2 separate regions of the Homo sapiens genome follow, and region 2 is linked to region 1. The links are chromatin loops, found by intact Hi-C in ENCODE. Cell type or tissue: body of pancreas. All regions are shown on one strand. Each heading gives the region's core, and the rest is flanking DNA. Links, peaks and the distances in the headings are about the cores only.

Evidence for each region. Peaks named below come from ENCODE experiments on the same cell type or tissue, not always from the same donor. Only the 100,000 strongest peaks of a DNase experiment are listed, where the experiment ranks them.
Region 2: a loop joins it to region 1, with 5 times the contacts of the local background. A loop is called at or near these places in 4 of 110 quality-filtered maps.

What each region holds. Positions count from the first base shown.
Region 1 is chr18:27,340,305-27,350,651 of GRCh38, reverse strand. LOC105372038 (a long non-coding RNA gene) reads left to right here and starts at 7,996. Exons shown (of 3, transcript NR_134589.1): 1 at 7,996-8,149. LOC105372040 (a long non-coding RNA gene) reads right to left here and starts at 7,883. Exons shown (of 3, transcript XR_007066325.1): 1 at 7,769-7,883; 2 at 6,310-6,431; 3 at 4,541-5,281. In body of pancreas, for the core only: no CTCF peak of the experiment used is centred there; no DNase peak of the experiment used is centred there.
Region 2 is chr18:27,409,902-27,420,248 of GRCh38, reverse strand. It overlaps the pseudogene RBM22P1. Among named protein-coding and RNA genes, the nearest start is that of LINC01908, 190 kb to the right of the region's middle. In body of pancreas, for the core only: no CTCF peak of the experiment used is centred there; no DNase peak of the experiment used is centred there; H3K27ac peaks cover 1,096 bases.

The DNA of each region.
Region 1 (10,347 bases), core at 794-8,793:
AAATACTGGCAGGGTAAAGTTCTAAAAGTGGAATTGCTGAGTCAGAGAGTAAAAGGTTGTAAATTTTAATATACATTAGTAATAGGCATTCCAAATTTTGCTTCAATTTATATTCACTTCAAGAATAGACTGAGAATTTTTTCATATACTCCTGACAACACGGTGGTTTTTTTTAATCATATTTGACCGTTTGAAACATACACGCATGAAAACTATTTCATAATTATTATTATTTGTATGTCTTCATTGGTTAGGTTTAACATATAAGAGCACTTGGGCAGTTATTATTTTTCATGAAGTGCAAATTCATATCCTATGCCAATTTTTCCATTAGGTGATTTTAAAAATATATTTGCTGGTTTTTAAAATATAACAAACTTTATCTAAGGTTGTTAGGTGTTGCAATTTTTTTTCTTTATTTGCCTTTAGTCTTCTGGATTTTTATGTTGTTTGCCATGCAGAAATTTGCCATTTACAAGCTGTAGAGCCCTGAGCAAGCCAATTAAATGTAACTTGCCTCTTATTAATTTATTCCTCTGAAAATGGGGAATAACAATATGCTCTTCACATGTTTGAAGGATCTCTCAGATTACCTGTATAAATTTTCTTTGTCTAGAACATAAGCAGCCACTTTTATTGTTAAACTTTATTTTATATTACAACATCTTATTTGAAACATGTAACAACTTTCTGAAGTGGGTATGGTGGCTCTTCATATCCTCATTTTACAAATCAAAAGCTGAGGCTCAGAAACTTTTCCTGAATTTATTATAATCAGACAACTGTAAATGACACTGGTGGGCTGGGGGAGGTCCCCAAATGCTGATGGGACTTTGGCCCCAGCCAGTGTCCAGGCCCTTGGCACCATCACGAGAAGGAATTCAAGGATGAGTCAGAAAATGTGAAAGTATGGAGATTTATTGCAAGTGAAAATTACACACCCAAGAAAGAAGAGCATGGAGTTCTCAAGAGACAGTCATTCAGTGGAGTTTGGGGTTTCTATCTTTATGGGTTTCTTTAACCAAGGGGTGGGATATTCATGAAAAGTCCTGGAAAAAGTTGATTTCTCAGAACTGTGGTGCCACCCTTTTTTTACAACAAATATGAGTGTTCTCGGAACTGTCATGGTGCTGGTGGGTGTGTGATTGAGTATGTTAATGAGCATAGAATGAGGTCCTAGGTGAAACCAAGGTCAAATCCAGGGCCATGTTGGTTCCAGTTAGTCTTAGCCAGCTTGGTCCACACCCTGGTTTTTTAGGATCGTATTAGTCCCAGCTTCTGCAGCTATTTCAACAGTTTCCTTTTGCTAGTAATGTGAAAATGCTGCCTGGAATTTTCTATTCTCCTGCGACCACCTTGTATTATTCTTGTCACATAAAGATTTAGAGATTCAATTTTTGTTTCATGATATAAAAAATAAATGAACTTACCATTTTACCTCTATGCTTTTTGGTGGTTGGATGTTAAGGCCAAAAGGAGAGATCCTCTACTACTTATGAAAAGAAAAGACTCCTTCAGGGCTATTTTAATAGGTGGTTGAGACAGAAGCAAGGTGGACTTTACAGGGGTTTTTTCAAATTTGTTTCAAATTAACGTATTAACTATCACACAAAGACATTTAATCACTGTGGCTATGAATATAATGAAAGGAGGGAGGGATAGTTATGAACTCTTTTTCAGGTGCATTTTATAGCATTATCTTCCATTCAGCTCCTGGTTACTGCCTAAAGCGACAACCTGGTCTTCATACTTGCAAAAAGACAACTATTTATTGTACACAAATTTCTTCAACCAAACTTTAAGAAACAGGATGTCTGAATACAGAAAACTGATATTTTCCAAAAATATCATGTTGGAATATGCAATCATATTTCTTAGCTTTTCATCTGCTATTCCGGGAAAGTCACCTGTGACTGGAAAGAAGATTTAACAATGAAGGTTGATCATGTAGAAAAAGAAAAACATACACATAAAAATGCAAATGCCCGGCATATAAGATATTATCAGTAAGACAGATGAAAGTTTAAGCACTTCAAATATCCTAGGGACTTCAGTTGCTCTAATAAAATGGAAATGCTTCCAGACATATGCTTAGAGAGATTATTTCAAGGTTTATATAGATGCAAAACATTTTAGTTGTAGAGGCAAGAATGGAAGCCTAGGCTGGGCGTGGTGGCTCACGCCTGTAATCCCAGCACTTTGGGAGGCCAAGGTGGGCAGATCACCTGAAATCAGGAGTTCAAGACCAGCCTGGCCAACATGGTGAAACCCCATCTCTACTAAAAATACAAAAAATTAGCTGGGAGTGGTGGTGGGCACCTGTAATCCCAGCTACTCGGGAGGCTGAGGCAGGACAATCACTTGAACCCAGGAAACGTAGGTTGCAGTGAGCCAAGATCGCACCATCGCCCTCCACCCTGGGGGACAAGAGCAAAACTCTGTCTCAAAACAGAAACAAAAAAGGCAAACAAACAAAGAATGGAAGCCTAAATCAGATGAGACTAATAGCTTCTGAAACTTCAAACAGACACTAAAGATTTTTCAAAAATATAAGGTAAGCCCTGTGGCTCTGCACTGAAGAGAGACATAGCTGTTTGGGTACTTGGAAGGTGGCACAAGCCATTAAAAGGAGAAGCCACTGCCAGCAGGCACTGTTATGGTCTTCAGAATATCTTTGGAAACAAGAACATATCTCCATTATGGTCCATTGCACTAACTCTTCCAGAGAAGTGCCACCTTGGAAAACTACCCGACATGGTAGACTTTACAACAAAAGCTAGAGATTTTTAAACTTTATAACATTATTGGAAGTAAATTTTAAACAATTAAAGATGTGTGATTCTTCAGCCAAGGAATGTGTTAACATATTTTAGAAACCTATTTCTCTGGCCAAACATCAGCCTGAGTTTGCCAGAGGCAGGAATATCTGTCAGACAGGGTGAGGTTAGGTGTTTCAGCTTTGATCTGGTCTAGGGAGAATCTGAGCTGGCTCTATTCAGTCTACACAAGTACAGACCTCAGATGCTTTCCCTACTACATCATTACTCTCTGTCTAGGTGTCCAGAAACCTTCTGTCTCCAAAGGGATTGAGTGTCCTGAGGTACTAAAAGATGGGTTGTTCATATAAAATGGAAGACACAGTCTCAGTACATAGATAGGGATCACTATGATTAGATGTGATCCTGCTGTCAAAGAATGGTGGGAGAGCCTTCTTTGATGGCCATGGAAACTATGATTAACTTGCCATCTTGGTACAAGTAATCACATTCCCTCGAATGGAAATGTATGTGATGGTTTATGGGTGATTTCTTGGTTTCTGTGTAGTTTTCAGCACTGTGGAGACTGTGATTGCTCAGGTAAAGACAGTACCTAGATGTTGATGATCCTCCTGTCATTCAGATCTGCTTCTCTAGTACTAGATCACTGATCCCTGCTCACAACATCCTCTTCTGTCTTTTGTCTTCTTCCCCTAAACGCTTCATTTAGAAGACTATGGTCAAGATAGCCGGGATCTTCTGCTATTCTTCAAGAGCCATTCTTTATGTCCCAACCTAGATATTAAATCTAAATGGCAACAATTTTTTGTGTGATTTTTTATTTCTCCTATTTTTTTTCACTAAGGCAATAGCTATAGGATATGGAATTTGTGGAATGGAATTGGACCTGGAAGTTCACAGGAAACAGAAAAATATATGGACTGGAAACACAATGGCTAGTGTATTAAATTTGTATTCTCCCCCATATTCATTTTAAGAATTTGAGGCTTTTTTTGTGATTAAAACGTAAGGAAAATAGTAAACTACAGACTTGCCCAGTTTAGATTTGAGCTTTTAAAAGATTACACTTCAAAAGTAGCATGGACTAATAGTAATGCTTCAAACCCATAAACATCCTCATTTGAACATTATGTCAGAGAGGGTTGGATGGAATTTGTTCTGTCACATGGTTCTTGTTAGAATAAAGCAGAGAGAGAAGAGAGAGTTCCATAGTCTGGATGCATTGTGCTTTTGAAAAGAGAAAGGAAGGTTACCTGCAGTAGGCCTTCCCACCAGAGAGCAATCACAATGTCCAGTTGGTTCTCATGCCTTTGATCGTTCTTGACTATATCTAACTCTCCTGTTGAGTTCTTGTCTCAGGCTCACAGATTAATATTAACTCAGGCTGCAGTGAGGCAGATTTCTCTTATTGAGAGGGAGCTGTTTTGATCTGTGCACTTTATCTTTAAAAGGCTTCCTGAAAGCCTATCTTGCAGCATTTCCCAAATCATGTTCCATAGGATCCTGGTATCCAGTGAGATGTAAAAAGGTGTTGCATAGATAAAAGGGATCTGTAGTCAAACTATTCAGTGATATTCTGCAAACCTTACCTCTTATAAAGATTCAGAATTCAATTAACATATAAAAGGTTCAGAGAAAATCTACATAAAAGAAACCTGTCTAACTTTGATAAACCCCCGTATTTCCCAAATTTTGCAAACACAATGTTAGTTTTATTCATCTAGTATCAATAAATATCACATGAACCACATTTTGAAAAAGGCTGCTGTATATATATGACATAATTTATTCAGATATTTGATTCCACATACCCCTTTCAATAAAGATAGCAAGTATTCCTATGTAGGACAAAACCCATAAAATATTCAGAAGCATGAAAATATTTTTTACTTGTGGAAACTTTTCTACACACTAAGTTCAGAACTTAAGGTGGTCCTTGAACAACCTGGACTGCTAATGTTTAAAGGTTGTGACACCATTAAAATGTATTTGTATTGCAGTCACTTTCATTATAAAAGCCATCGACCCTCTTTAATATAAGGGGCTCAAGTAAGAGGTAGATTCAGTTAAGTCAGGAGCAGATGAACCACGTAGAATTGGGCTGCATGGTACCCTATGCTCAGAGCAAGATTATGAGGATTGTGAAGATTGAAGCCCAAGGGTAAGGCAAGCTGGCAGACAAACCAAGCAGGCAGTCAGGAGCCAGTGGAGCTCAGCCACAGGAAAGCAAGTTAAAGCAACAGAACAAATTCCAGGATCCTGGAAAAGTGCAAACACTAGAATAGAAGGCTAGGCAAGGTGGGGAGAGGGGCAGACACACAGAAATATGGGTGCAGGAACACAGGCAGGCTGAAGAGCAGGCATGTGCACTAACAAAAGAGACCTAGCAGCAAATGTCTGCTACAATAAAGGAATTTCAAAGGCAAGCCTTCCTCTCAGGACAGATGATGATGGCAGGCAGGGCTATTCCAAAGTCGGAGGGCTGTGGCTGTTAAGTAGCTCATCTGGATAGAGAGGGAAAAAGACCAGTGCAACAATTATATGATGAGGCAGGAATCAACTGAATGTTCACTTGTGTTTAGAGGAAGCAGGATTTGATTACTTTTATGGGTGACTCATCATTTTAATTATCATTTATAATATAATTCCAGTTTTACATTTTGTATGTACAAAATTGTAACAAGTTATAGGATAAAAATACCCACATCAATGAACAGGCTAAGTATGCCCATAATATATGTGTCCTTTATGAGAGACGACAAAGTAAATATTAACATATTAACCAATGCCAATGTCAACAAATACAAATGTCAATGCGAAGAGCCAGACTTAGAGTGGACATCATTGTGTGCAAGAATTGCATATAAAATGTTAAGAATTTTTCATATACATAATTGTAATACAATTTATTTTAATGAATTGAGTGGTGCCTTATGGTTTTTAAGTTTTTATTTTTATTTTTATGAAGTTTATTTTTAATTTAGTAAAACATTTGATTCTAACCCACAGGTCATTAATAATACAAATTGTGTGGTATTCACCATGTTACTCTTCTGAGGGATGTGCAAGCTGTACATGACAGTCATAACAATGGCTTTGCCATTAGTCTGTAAGGATGTGTTAAGCAGTATTTGGCAGGGATTGACCCTAGCATCTCTCCTAATCAGTAACTTCATTGATTTTCTGATCAAGAAGTTTATAGTATGCTAATCATAGTACTGACGAGCTTATGTTAAGTGAGTTATTAGAATTTCAGAATTAGGAAATAAAGCCCAATATAATTTTCATTAAAAGAATATACTGCATTTGCCAAACCCCAAGGAAATTCAACAGAAACAAATGCAGGCTGATTTAGGTAAAAAAAATGATCTGAGAGGCTGGGCGTGGTGCCTCACACCTGCAATCCCAGCACTTTGGGAGGCTGAGGCAGGTGGATCAGTTGAGGTTAGGAGTTTAAGACCAGCCTGGCCAACATGGTGAAACCCCGTCTCTACTAAAAATACAAAAATTAGCAAGGCGTGGTGGCATGTACCTGTAACCCCAGCTACTTGGGAGGTTGAGGCAGGAGAATTGCTTGAACCCGGGAAGCGGAAGCTGCAGTGAGCCAAGATAGTGCCACTGCACTCCAGCCTGGGTGACAGAGTGAGATTCCATCTGGGAAAAAAAAAAAAAGGTCTGAGAAAGAAATATAGGATAAGGAAGTAGTAACTAATCATATGTGTAGAAAAATGATCCATGTCAACATGATACTAGATGTATTAATATGATTAACTTATAAAAACAATCTCTGAGTCTCTAATAAGAGAATTCTGAGCATTTTTTTTGGTGAGCAGAATTTGAATAGAGTGTGGTCAAATGTATGGATCCAGATAAAAATGACAACGTCACAAGGGTGGAACCTAAGGCTACTCTGAGATCACCGCATGTCGTGACCAGCACATAGTCCATCCTTAAATTATGCCGGTTGACATTGTATCTGTCAGGGTTTGGTCAGGAAGACAGAGGCCATTTCATGCATCCCAAGCATAAGGGATCTTAGTAGAGGAAACAAGGACTTTAAAACTATTGGAAGAGCTAGGGAAGGCAAGGTCAGGGAAGCCACCCTGGGGAGCTCAGGCTGAGGTGCTGGAGAGGATGGTTCTCAGGACTGGCTGGGAAGACTCAGTGAACCTCTCTTCTGCCCACATTTTGCCTGCAGCTGCCTTCAGAGATTAATGGTCCTTTTTTCTCTGACCTTCCAAATTTTACCAGAGTACTTCTAATTATCCTACTCTGACCCAGAGCCATGAGAGGAAAAGGATTTGGGGGAAGACAATTCCCACTCTAGAAAAGATGGTAGTGATGCCGATTTGACCACAATCCAGCACAACTTTATAAATAAAGATCCTATGAAGAAAGAATAAAGTAGTTGGGAGATTTTCCCAAAATGTTTGGCCTCTTGTGAAAACCAGGTTAACATTCTTAGCTGATTTTGTTTGTAGATTATTCTGTCAACTATTGCCACAATAATGACAAGCAACTCCAACATTTCAATGACTATAAGAGCAGGTATTAACATCTCACCGGTGTGTCTATGGATCAAGTAGGGCCACTCTGCTGATCTCAGTTGGGTGTGGCTCCAGGCCAGGGTTTAGATTCAAATCTGCTTCACACTCTTGTTGTTAAGAGCTACTGGTGGTAGGCAAATTAATGGTCCCCCAACGATGTCCATGTCCTACTTCCTAGAACCTGTGCATATGTTAGGTTACGTGGCACAGGGGAATTAGGTTGCAGAAGGAATTAGGTTGCTAATGAGGTAAACTTGAGATGAAATTATCTTTAATTATCCTGGATTATTTGGGTAGGCCAATGGTAATCATGGGGCTCTTAAAAATGAAAGTTGGAGGCAGGAGACACAGAGAGAGAACTGGAGGGAGAAGCAGAGAACAGGCAGCGTGGGAAGAACACAGCCTGATGTTGCTGGCTTTAAGACAGAAAAAGAGGTCACAAACCCGAATGTGGCAGTCTCTAGAACCCAGAAAGGGCAAAGAAACGACTTCTCCTGGAGCCTCAAGAAGGAACACAGCCTTCCTGACACGTTGATTTTAGCCCAGTATTACCCGTTTTGGAATTCCAACCTCCAGAATAGTAAAGAATAAATTGTTCTGGTAATTATGGTGTCATAGAATCCTCTTATGCCACCAGAGTTTCATTATGTTCCTGCTGATGGCAGAAGTGCAAAAGAGTGAGGAGAAGCCCCCAGTGCTCTTAAAGCCTCAGCCTAGGACTGTCACCTCTGCTTAGCTTACTATCAGTGGGGTGAGGAAATATACATCACCTTTTGTGGAAGGAACGTCAAGGTCATACAGCTAAAGATGTGGAGACAGGGAAAGGTAAAGTCTTGGACACAGTAAAGCAACTTACTGCAGGGGACATCTTACTGCAGTAACATCTTACTGCAGTCATACATTAATAACACTTATGAATGAGATTAACTACTAAATGTTCTGCATCTTAAATTAGAATTCAGGCATTCCGTCCTCTAAAATGAGTACCATGCTGCACTCATTATATTGGAAAATTGTGAAAGTTGAACAATTTTACCTGCTACACGGGAAGGGTGAAAATGATTTGTTTGTGGGGCATTTGCACTGATACAGCCATTCCAAAGAGCAATCTAGTGGCACTTATTGAAATTAAGAATGTATTATATATACTCTGTCTCCCAGCAAGGCCTGTCTGTCCATCCCTCAGAAAAATTCAAAAAGTTGTCAGGCGAGGGGAGATTTATTGAAGTGTGGTTAAATGTTGCAAAGAGTACCCCACTGGTAGGAGAACGAAATATAAGATGTGATAGAGGCATATTATGGCTTATGACATATACTATATAGCAGTGAAGAGCAATGAGTGAGATTCACATACAGAAACATGTATAGATTACAGAAACATATGTTGAGTGGGAAAACAGAGAGAGAGGGAAATCCCACAGCATAATACCATCTATGCATAATTAGGTGCCCACATAGCACTGTGTAGTTTTCAAGCATCTGTAATTATCTAAATAAACATGTAGCCGGTGGATTGGAAGAATATATACTAAATACACAAATAGGTGCCTATGCGGGGGATTGGAAATGGGATTGAAAAAGACAAAGAGAAAACTCAAAAGATTCTTAAAAGAGAGACCCTGACAAATGGATGATGACAGTAGTAACTCATAAACTAAGTACTGGCTAAAGCAAATTCTGCACACCTGATCCTTAAGAAGCATGGGAGAGAGAGAGAAAGAAAGGGAAAGAGAGAACCTAAGGGAAGACTCCAGGAAAGAAGTAGAGGAGGTATTTGGCAGTCAGGTAACAGCTTCATAAAGCAGCTAAGTTTCGATATCACAGTTCTTATTTTCTATTAAGTTTTTTATTTGGGAGGAGATATCAATGCTTTCTAGCCTTCCTTAATAGCACTGTTTGTGTGTGTGAGTGTGTCTGTGTGTGTGTGTGTGTGTGTGTGTGTGTGTGTGTGTAGCAGCACTCATATTTATATAAAGCGTCTGTGAAATTTCTCTATAGCTATTTCGTTTCTCTCAACTATTCTTAGTAAGTAGTTTCTGAGAGCTATTTGACCTCAAGGGTTAATTTTTAAACCTACATTTCAAGTTTTTCCTTTTCAAAATGCATCTTTCTTGTGAATAAATATGGCAGAATGAGGCAGCTGAAGTGATCAGTTACCTTGGGTGTGTCCTCAATCATGGAAACTTTTCTCTGCAGGACGGAAATTGCTTTCATCTTTCAAAGTAAAGCCATGGAGAGAAGGCTGGATCAACCAGGGTGTTGAGATATTAGAGAAAATCTCAGTCTTTCAATGAGAGGGACAATTGAAGAAGTTTCCCAGGCTGCATCAACTGCAACGCCATTGTGTCACCTGCAGAAGTTAGCTGCACCTCATGCTGCTGCTGTCCATGCTGACTGCAGTCCCCTGGGCATGTTTACGTTTTGTCTAAGTTCTTAGCACTGATTTTTTCTGGCATTCAGGTTTCACATCTGTAACCGCTCTTGCCAGAGGTAGAAGCTTTGTTGAGATTGAGGACTATGCTGGACACACAGTAATTCCATTATCACCAGATTAATTCGTAATGAATGAACACATGACGCTCTGCTCTCTCTCTGTCTCTCTCTCTCTTTCTCTGTACATACACACACATATATACATCATACATATATTTCCCCTAGAGATCTATTCTGTCACTTCTCTTACTACCATTCACTCCCTTCCCATTTCTGCTGGAATCCTGGATCACCAGCCTGCCTCTCTCATTCTTGCCAAAGCTCCACCGCCTGTGGGTCTCCACCAGCCTTTCTCTTCAGGTTGCTCAAGACCAAAATTCAGGAGCTGTAGCATTCAGGTAAATTATGTAGGGAAGGGTAGGATATGATGGGAAACAAAAGCAGAGATCCTTTTCTCTTGGAATATCCTGGCCTGGATTACCATTACCAATATTTTTGGCATTTAGGCACTCTCTGGACTGGCAGGGCAGGGCAGGGTATAAATTGGGCTGGCTGCTTGCCAGGTTGTTATCTCCCTTAACCAGTCTGTC
Region 2 (10,347 bases), core at 1,592-9,591, 69 kb before region 1:
ATTTCAAGAAGACTGAAGGGTACCAAAGCTGCAGCAAATTAACTAATTTCTGTCAGATCTGCCTCTTAGTGGCAGAGTATGGCCTGTCCATCCAGGTTCATGATGCAGGTCTATCCTTAAAAGATTACATGCCAAAGTTGGAGGTGAGCAAAAGTACTCCATTCAGAATATGGAAAGAGAGGTTTCTAACTCTGATGGAACACAGCCAGTTGGTCTGCTGGGAAAAGTCACATCTAGCAGTGACATGCTGAACAATCTGGCCCAGACCATATCCTATCACCTAAAGGCCCACATTTGCTCCTTCTGGATGAAAGGAGAGAATGAGAGAGGAGGCGTGTCCATACAGGCATGAGAGGCCTACAGATCCAGATAATACCCTTGCTGATAAGCATATTAAAGACAAGAATTATGGAAACAATGATGCTGGAGCTGGAGCATAGAAGCTTCTAAAGCAGGCTTTAACGATGCCTCATCTAGATCCACCAGAGGATAAGGCTATCACCACACTATATGTTGATGGTCTGGAGGATATCATTACTGAGACCAAGCTAACAAATCATCCCTACCTATGTAGAGAGATCTGGATGATCACTGTACAGAGACAGCAGTGTGCTTTTATTTTTATTTAATTATTTTTATTTTTATTTTATTTTATTTTATTTTTTGAGACAGAGTTTCATTCTTTGTTGCCCAGGCTGGAGTACAGTGGTGTGATCTTGGCTCACTGCAACCTCTGCCTCCCAGGTTCAAGCAATTCTCCCGCCTCAGCCTCCCAAGTAGCTGGGATTACAGGCATGTGCCACCACGCCCAGCTAATTTTGTATTTTTAGTAGAGGTGGGATTTCACCATGTTGGTCAGGCTGGTCTCGAACTCCTGACCTCAGGTTATCTGCCCGCCTAAGCCTCCCAAAGTGCTGGGATTACAGGCATGAGCCACCATGCCTGGCCAGCAGTGTGCTGCTTTTCCACAGGGCAGGCTGCAGAAGTGGCTACTGAGAAGTCCTTTAATAAATTGACTGTCAATGGCTGCAGGCTCAAGGTAAAATGGGGAAGATCACAAGCAGCCAAAGGAAAAGAAAAAAAGGACAGAACCACAGACTCTGGGATCCAGCTAGAGCTCATTCCAGCTCTGCTAGGAGCTCCTTCTCCTGCAGCAGCAGAAGATGCATCTGCCAACTCCTTCCACCTACTCTCAAGCGGCTCTCCAGCTATGGTGAACATTGCCCCACCTCCACCCCCAGTATTTGGGCTACACACATTCTACCCGACTGGACCACCTGCTCATTTCAAGAAGGCTCCAGGATCAATCTACTGTCTCAGGACCACCAGAGGATGGGAGCTCATGCCAGAAAACACAGCACTCCTGGCACGTTATCACTGCTCTGGTTCTCTATGGGAAAAAAGGGGCACTTAAAAATCTCAATCAATGAATCTTGGAATGAATATACTTTTTTGTTTCTTTGTAGTTTCCTTGGCATCTGAATGTGTTCAGATATGTGCAGGTGAGAAATGACAGTCATGCTTTCCTATTGCATATTCAAAGCATCAGTGGACCTCAAATAAGCTGCCATCAAAACATCTGGTTGCTATGATATAGCCTGACTAATAAAACCTACTGCCTGTTCCCCCCACCTCTATGGTCAACAAGGGGCTGGGTGAATTGAACGATCCAACAGAGTTCCCATCCTATGTATACGTTCATTTTGTTTCTTTTTAAGGGGGGACGGGGAATTGATCTGCAGTAAAAAAGCTTTTAAACATTCATAATAATAATAAAATGCGAACCTAATTTTAAAATGGGCAAAGTATCTGAATAGACATTTCTCAAAGAGTATATACAAATGATAAAATATGTATCACTAATAGTGCTCAACATTTTCAGTCACTAGGGAAATGCAAATCCAAATTACAATGAGATACCATTTCACATCCCCTAGGAGGGCTATAATCAAAAAGACAGACAATAGCAAGTGCTGACCAGGATATGGAGAAATTGGAATTCTTGTACGATTGCTAGTGAGAATGTAAATTTGCAGCCAGTTCAGAAACAGTTTTGCAACGTCTCAAAATGTTAAACCTGAAGTTATCTCATGACCCAGCAATTCCATTTCTATGTATATATACCCAAGGGAATGGAAAACACACACCCATACAAATGCTTGGACATGAGTGTTCAGAGCAGCATTATTCTTAATGGCCAAACATGGAAGCAAGTCAATTATTCATATTGATAAGGGGATGAACAAAATGTGATATATCCAGAAAATGTAATCCTATTCATCTATGAAAAGGAATGAAGTACTGATGCGTGTGGCAACATGGATGAACCTTGAAAATACCATGCTAAGTCAAAGAGGCCAGCCACATATCGTATGATTACATTTGAGTAAATCAATTAAGACAGAAATTAGATTAGCCATTGCCTGGGTCTGGGGAGAATAGTAGGAGGGTAGGATTGGGAATGATTGTTAATGAGTATTAAGTTTCTTTTGGGGTGGGTAAAATGTTCTAAAACTGATTTTTTAACTATTGGGTTTTGACAATTCTTTTCATATTCTAGATACAATTCCTATGTCAGATAGATGGTTTGCAAATATTTTCACGCAGTTTGTAGCTTGGCTTTTTATCTGCTTATCAGGGTCTATGTGGAGCAAAAGTTTTTAATTTTGATGAGATTCACTTTATCAATTTTTCAGTTTTTGCTTTTATGGATTATGCTTTTGGTGTCAAGTTTAAGAACTCTTTGACTAGCTTAGTCCTGAAACATTTTCTTATATTTTTTTCTAAAATTACTATAATGTTATGTTTTACATTTGGTATGTTATCCATTTTGAGTTAATTTTTGTATAAGAAGTGAGGTTTAGGTCAAAATTCATTTTCTTTTTGCCTGTCTGTAATAGCCCCAGCATCATTTGTTAAAAAGACTATCCCCCATTGAATTGCTTTTGCACCTTTGTCAAAAATCTAAAATAACTTCAGCATATTGGTATAGGTCTATTTCTGAGTTTTCTTTTCTGATCTGTTGATCAATGTGTGTATGATAGGTGTTGATTTTACTGTAGCTATACATAAGCCTTTTCATCACATAGAGTTATATTTACCACTCTATTCTCTTTTTCCAAAATTATTTTAGCTATTCTAGCTCCAGTGCCTTTATATATAAGTTTTAGACTAAGATTGTTGTGTTGTACCAAAAACCACTGGTTTGAACTTTAACAGGTGTTTCATTCAACCTGTAGATCAACTTAGGGACAATTGGCATCTTTACTATATTAATTTGTTCAGTCCATTAACTTTGTATGAGTTTCTACTTATTTAGATATTTGATTTCTTTCATCAGCATTTTGTAATTTTTGGAATTCAGATTTTGTATATGTTCTGTTAGACTTATATCAAATATTTTATTTTAGAGCAATTATAAATCATACTATATTTTAAATGTCCAAATGTTCATTGTTAGTTTACAGAAATGCTATTAATTTTTTTAGGATGATCTATCCTTTGCTTTTGATGAACTCATTGGTTCTAAGAGGTATTTTGTAGATTCCTTGGGATTTCCTACATAGACAATCATGTCATCTGCAAATAACAACAGTTTTGTTTCTTCCTTCTCAATACGGATGCCTTTTTCTTTTCTTTTCTCTTTTTTTTCCTTATTGTGCTGTCTACAACTTCCAATACTTTGAATAAGAATGATGAGAGCAGACATTCTTCCATTCTACCTACCTAATTTTAGGGAAAAAACATTCAGTCTTTCACCATTAAGTATGATGTTCACTGCAGGGTTTTTGTATAGGGCTTTTTTCCACTTAAAAATGTTTCCCTCTCTTTCTAGTTTTCTGAGAGCTTTTATCATGAATGAGTGCTGGATTTTGTCAAATGCTTTTTCTGCATCAGTTGATATGATTACATGATTTATGATTTTTTCTTTAGCCTGTTGATATGGTGGATTAGATTAATTGATTTTTTAATGTTAAATCAGCTTTGCATACCTAGAATAAATCCCACTTGGTCTTTGTGTATAATTATTTTTACATACTGCTGGATTTGATTTGCTAATAATTACTTGAGAATCTAAATTCATGAGAGATACTCATCTGTAGCCATCTTTCTTTTTTTTCTTTATTAGTTTTTTAAAACTATCTTTACCTGATTGTCTAATTTTAGTATTAGCAAAATGCTAGCCTCATAAAATGAGTTGGGAAGTGTTTAGTCCTCTTCTATTTCTGGGAGAGAGTGTGTAAAATTTATGTTAATGCCTCTTTAAATGTTTAGCAGAATTATCAAGTGGTGCCACCTGGGCCTGGAAATTTCTTTTAGGAGCTTTTTAATATTAAATTTAATCTTCAATGGTTATAGGGTCATTCATGTTATCAATTTCACTTTGATTGTCTCGGTCTGGTTATTTACACAATGATCATGATATGTACATTTCAGTACAGTTTCTACTCAGTTTCCCTACAGAGGCCTTTTTACCTTTGGATCTGATGCACAATTGTTAGGGTTCCCTAGGTCCAGGAGTCCAGGTACAAAGAAAGCACTTACAGCCGTTGTTTTCTGCTTCTGTGGCCCTCTGATGAACTTTGCACTACTCACTTGTTCGAGTATGAGGTGCATAGGCATGACGGCCATAGTTTTCAAATCTCTGTACCAGTAGGCACAGTTGGCCTTTAGAGCCTTTTTTCTTTCAAATCTTCAGATGTCTCAGAAGTCTTTTTATGCAACTTTAATGTGTTATAACTTCATAGAACATAGTAGACTGGAGAACAAGTAATGGGAGATAGCTCAGGCTGCGCTTTTACATTGGTCTGTAAGGAGCTATTTTCCTTAAATTAAGGGGATCCTAAAAAAATTATAGCAGATCAGCATGAATACGTGCACCAGTGTTCTGACTGCTACAAATAGTGTGTTTTCAAAGACTGTTTGAAATGAATTTGAAGGACATTTTATATCCATGCTCAACTATAGGCATAAATCACATTTAAAAAATAAATATATTAAAATTTTTTCTCTACTATGTCGTTAATAATGCACTTTCAGCTGGTTTAGCCATCAGTGCTAACTGCATTTTTTTGCACAAAAAAATAGCAACTTTTTTCAACATGAATTATTTTTAATATAAATCTCAAAAGATTTTTAAAATATACTATTGTAGACCAAGAAAAAAGAATGCATTTCACTAACCCTCTTGTATCTAATACATAAGAATGTCCAAAATGGTGACTCTGCCATAAAAAAGACTAAAAATATGTACCTGTGGAAAATATGATTGCAGAGACTGAAAATCATAGTAACACACCAGTTTCCAACAGGTTCATGGGCATTCTCTACTCTGCATATGTATTAGGCTGACCCCACAGCACACTGTTTGGCCACCTGCAGTGTCTCCAGCTCTGGTTCTTTATCTTGCCACAGAATGTAAGGAATCAGATCTATGAAGACAGAATTTCAAAAAAAAGATATTGCATATAATATCTTTGTGAGTTGCAAATGATTAAGAAAACGTGAAGTATTCCCTCTTTAAGAGATATTTACATTTTAAGACAAAGTGTCTATTTGGTATAAACAAAACAAAATAAAAGAATATACTTTTGACATTTTGAACATCAGAGAGCAGGGTAAGTAGGTCACTGTTTAAGCAAAGGGACCCTCCAGTGGGTTTGAAATGATATGTATGACTTCCCCCACACAAGGCCAGCCCTGACTCTTCACCATTATGAGTGGACTAATCTTTTTTGCACCAGCGATCCTGGGAAATATATTACCTTACTAAAATCAAAACACCAAACTACATAGAATTTAATCCACTGTGATAGTGAAGAATCATCATTAGCATTTAGGCAAACAACTAGTTTTTGCTTACCGTTAGAATGGTTTGAAACTGCTTATGGTGAGGATAGTTCAATTTTATCTGTTTTGTCGGTATGTAACAAAGAGCTAAGAAAATTGTTTTGTTCTACTCTGCAGGCTATGTCCTTTGCCCATGGTTTGAAGTAAGACTTCCTCCTTTGGCATTGTTAGAAATTATATTCAGAATAGGGGACAAACTACTCAGGCTCTCTTTCTATGTCAGAGTTTCACCATCTGAAAAAAGCAGCATTCAAACGATTTTAATGGGCCCTCAATTTCCCAACAGTCAGCCCTCTAAAAAGTCAGGATTCATTCGTTCCTTGGGGGTTTTCATGGCTTTTGGCCATGGATCTGGCTCCTAGGAACTTTTCCAACATGATTCATGGTGTTTAGTTATGCAGCTGTCATAACTGGGTGATTCCTTTCTCCAGGCGCACGTATAACTCCCATTACTGTCACTGAGGCTAAAGCTCATATTTCAAGGGAATCTGAAACTTGTCAAGGGTGAAAGGACTTTCTGGTTTTTCCTGCTTTGATTTAGGCCTTGTCTGGTAATTTTAATACCTCTGATGGTTTTTCGTTTCTTCCAATTTGTTAATATGTTATAGAAAATTAACTGTCTGGAAAACAAAGCAAGCAGGAGTTTCTCTCTCTTTCTCTGGAAAACAAAGCAAGCAGGAGTTTTTCTTTCTTTCTCTCTGTCTCTCTCTCTCTGTGTCTCTCTCTCTCTCTCTCCCTCTCTTCCTCCCTCTTTCTCTTTCTCTTTCTTCCTGTCTGTCAGAGCATTGAATTTTTTTGAGTTAATTTCTTTCCCATTGTTCTTTAGGTCAGCATCTTCACTATTTCTTAGTTCTGTTCTTCATTCTAGACTCTCACTCCTAGAGAAAACATTTCTATGATCTTCAGTTTATTCTGTCCAATTTATTTTTAAATGACTCAATTCTGTCTGTTGATATAACACAAAATTCTTAACTTAAACCTTTAGAGAGGCAATCTATTTTATTTAGTTAGTTTATATTAGCCTCAGAACTATCAGGTAAAGGTTCAAAAAAAGTTTGTCTCAATGTCATAAAAATTTTATCTGGACTCAAAAATTAAACTGTAATTTTGACATCATTAGGTTCTCATACCTTGTGAAGTCACAACTTTAAATTTAAAACATAGTCAAAAATATAAATTCTCTACTTTTCCAAGTCTCTTAGCTTTTAACTAAAGACTTGAAAGTCACTGGAGGCTGGCTTCTTAACCCAACTTCTATGGAATCTATATGACTTCATGGATAAACTTCAGAAGATTTGGAGAATTTCATAAAATTGCTCATTTTTGTTTTTATGAATTCTTCCAGGGAGAAGATTCAAACCTTTCAAATGAATTCATAACCTTAAAAAAATCTATTAACCATCCATTAGAAATGCATTCCAACTTCCTTATGAAGATAGCCTCAATTCCAGTTTTCCTGAAAAGTAAATGACACCAAAAGAAAGTGATGAATTTTAAAAGTTCTCTCCATCCTACCTCATGCTTTTGCCTCCTGGTGAGCTACCTCTATACCCTTTAATAGAGACCCAGAAATTACCACTTCCCCCAACTATTAGTTCCTGGTTAATAGGATTCATTGGAATGTCTCCTCATGTCAGGATACCAAGGCTGTAACCCCTTGTTCCTCTCTGCCAAATGACTAGAGGTTCAGAAAATTCAGCGAGGCATGGCCCATCTCTGACCTATAACAAGGCAATCAGAGTTTACTCAATTCAGTTTACTCTGAGATGCCTTATTATAGTTTCAATATTATGCATTTAGGCAAAATAGGGTTATCTAAATACAACTTGAGCTGTGGGTGAACATAAAATTTTATATAGTGAAACTAAATATTATGAATTATAGTTTTTTTATTTTCCAAAAACTAATTACATCCATATCTCTGTCAGTTATGATCTGGTAATTTAAATTTGGGGGTCCACACTGATGGTCAGTAACAGTTCATTAGGCAGCCTGACTAGGCTAGTGCCTCAAGACACTGCTGATTTTCTAGGTTTTCAAATGTTTCATTTGCTCTGTTATTTATGTTGCAGAAAATTGGCATACTCTTTGCAATTCACTTGTTGTTTAATTAATCCCTTATGAAGTCTGTTTCTCTTGTGAATTCTCTCTCCTTCATACTTTCCATACATTTTTTTCTTGCTCTCTACAAACTGGCCATTGTTTCCTCTAATATTTGCTCTCTGCTTCTGGGCCCCAGGCCTTCAGAAGGGCTTTCAGTTGCTGGCTCTCTTTGTTTGTGTCCTTCCCAAGGAACCACTGACTTCATACTTTTGAGGTTGTTATCATTCACATTAGGTATTACTCACCGTAGTTCATGATTTTCCATTTTATTTGTAACTGCTGATTGGTTCTTCCTGGTAGGACAAACTATTTCTGTATTTCTTGCTTCTTTTAAGCACTCTGAGATCTGCAGAGCTATTATATCCTTCGAAGATATCTACCATGCCTTCCAGTTCCTGTTTGTATGTGTTTGTGTATGTTTAGTCAATTCAACAGACACTAATGTGTTAGGTATTGTGCAAGCTTCAAAAGATAGAAACTTATGTGTGTGATATAGTTTGAATCTGTGTCCCCACCCAAATCTCATGTAGAATTGTAATCCCCAGTGTTGGAGGAGGGGCCTGGTAGGAGGTGACTGAATCATGGGGGTGGATTTGTCCCTTGCTGTTCTCGTGATAGCGAGTGAGTTCTCATGAGATCTGGTTGTTTAAAAGTGTGTAGCACCTCTCCCTTTACTCTCTTCCTCCTCCTTCAGCCCTGTAAGAAGTGCCTGCTTCCCTTTCCGCCATGATTGAAAGTTTCCTGAGGCCTCCCCAGCCATGCTTCCTGTACAGCCTGCAGAACCATGAGCCAATTACACCTCCTTTCTTTATAAATTACCCAATCCCAGTCTCAGATATTTCTATATAGCAGTGCAAGAATGGACTAATACAATGTGTCATGGTTCCTGCCCTCAAAAGAGCTTACCATTTAACTGGAGAATAACTTTGCCCTTAACCTTTTACTGAACAAGGCATTTAGATTACATTTACACCTTCCAGCATTAGCTAATCACTTTATTTTTTTTTTCAGAGTTTTGACACTGCTTATGTTTAGTATGCCACCTGGAATTACCATCCATTATGCATGCTATGGAAGAACTTTCTTTTTTCTTCTATTTTGCATTTTTATAGCTACAACTCTGGACATCTGTTTTCATTCCTGTTGTCTCCTCGGGGACTTATTCTTCCTGGCTTTCTTATTTTGTCAGAATCCTGCAAGGCATTCCTCAATCCTTTTTACCTTTTCACCATTTCTTCCATCAAAGACACCAGCTTGCATTTATAGCATGTTACATTGATGAGAGCCTCAGAGAGAAAAACAAGCATAAAGCTGAGACTGCACGTTACTGCCGTCATTCTGTTCCCCTCTGCTCATACCTCCTGGGAAAAAAGGAGGGACACAGTTCTTTGTAACTCCCTCAGAAATTTTTCCTATAAATGCTTGAAGCAAACTGCCTTTTGGCAGTGCCTGTTTATCTCTGGGCACCTGGGACCACTCTCTTGAAATCAGTCTGGACACTAGCCTCTATTTCTTCCCATTGAGGCTTTATTATTCTGCTAAAATGATAGCCTGAATTGCTAATTTATATCCTAGGTGTCTGTCTTCTTCAGATACCAAATAGACAAGGAGCTTTTGCTCAAATATTCGAGAAACATTTGTTCACCTACTGAATTAGAGTTCTCTAAAGGGACAGAACTAATGGGATAGATGAATTTGTGAAGGGGAATTTATTAGGAGAATTAACTCACCCAATCACAAGGTGAAGTCCCACAATAGGGCATCTGCAAGCTGAGAAGCCAGGAAGATAGTCCATGTCCCAAAACCTCAAAAGTAGGGAAGCCGATAGTGCAGCCTTCAGTCTGTGGCCAAAGGCCCAAGAGCCCCTGGCAAATCACTGGGGTAAGTCCAAGGGTCCAACAGCTGAAGAACTTAGAGTCTGACGTTCGAGAGCAGGAAGCATTGAGAATGGGAGAAAGATGGAGGCCAGAAGATTCAGTCAGTCTAGTCCTTCCATGTTCTTCTGCCCGCTTTTATCCTAGCCATGCTGGGATAATGAGAAGCATTCATCCATGTTGTCACAAGGGTTAAATAAACTGTAAGATGGAATGTAAAGCACTTCACTTAAAATATAGTAGATGTTCTATAAAATATTTGTTGAATGAACACATGAACAAATGTCATGAACAACAGCCTGGGGAGCCTATAACATATGGCAGTGTTTTGGGTATCATAATAATATGGGTTTGAATCACAGCTCTCCCATTCACTACCTTTGTGATCACAGGTGAACAACTTTTCTGTTCTTCAAATTCCTTCTCTATGAAGTGGGACAATAAAACTTACTCCACAGATATGTCAGAAGAATAGATAGAATGAGATAATGTACATAAATCAGTTATCATAATACATAGA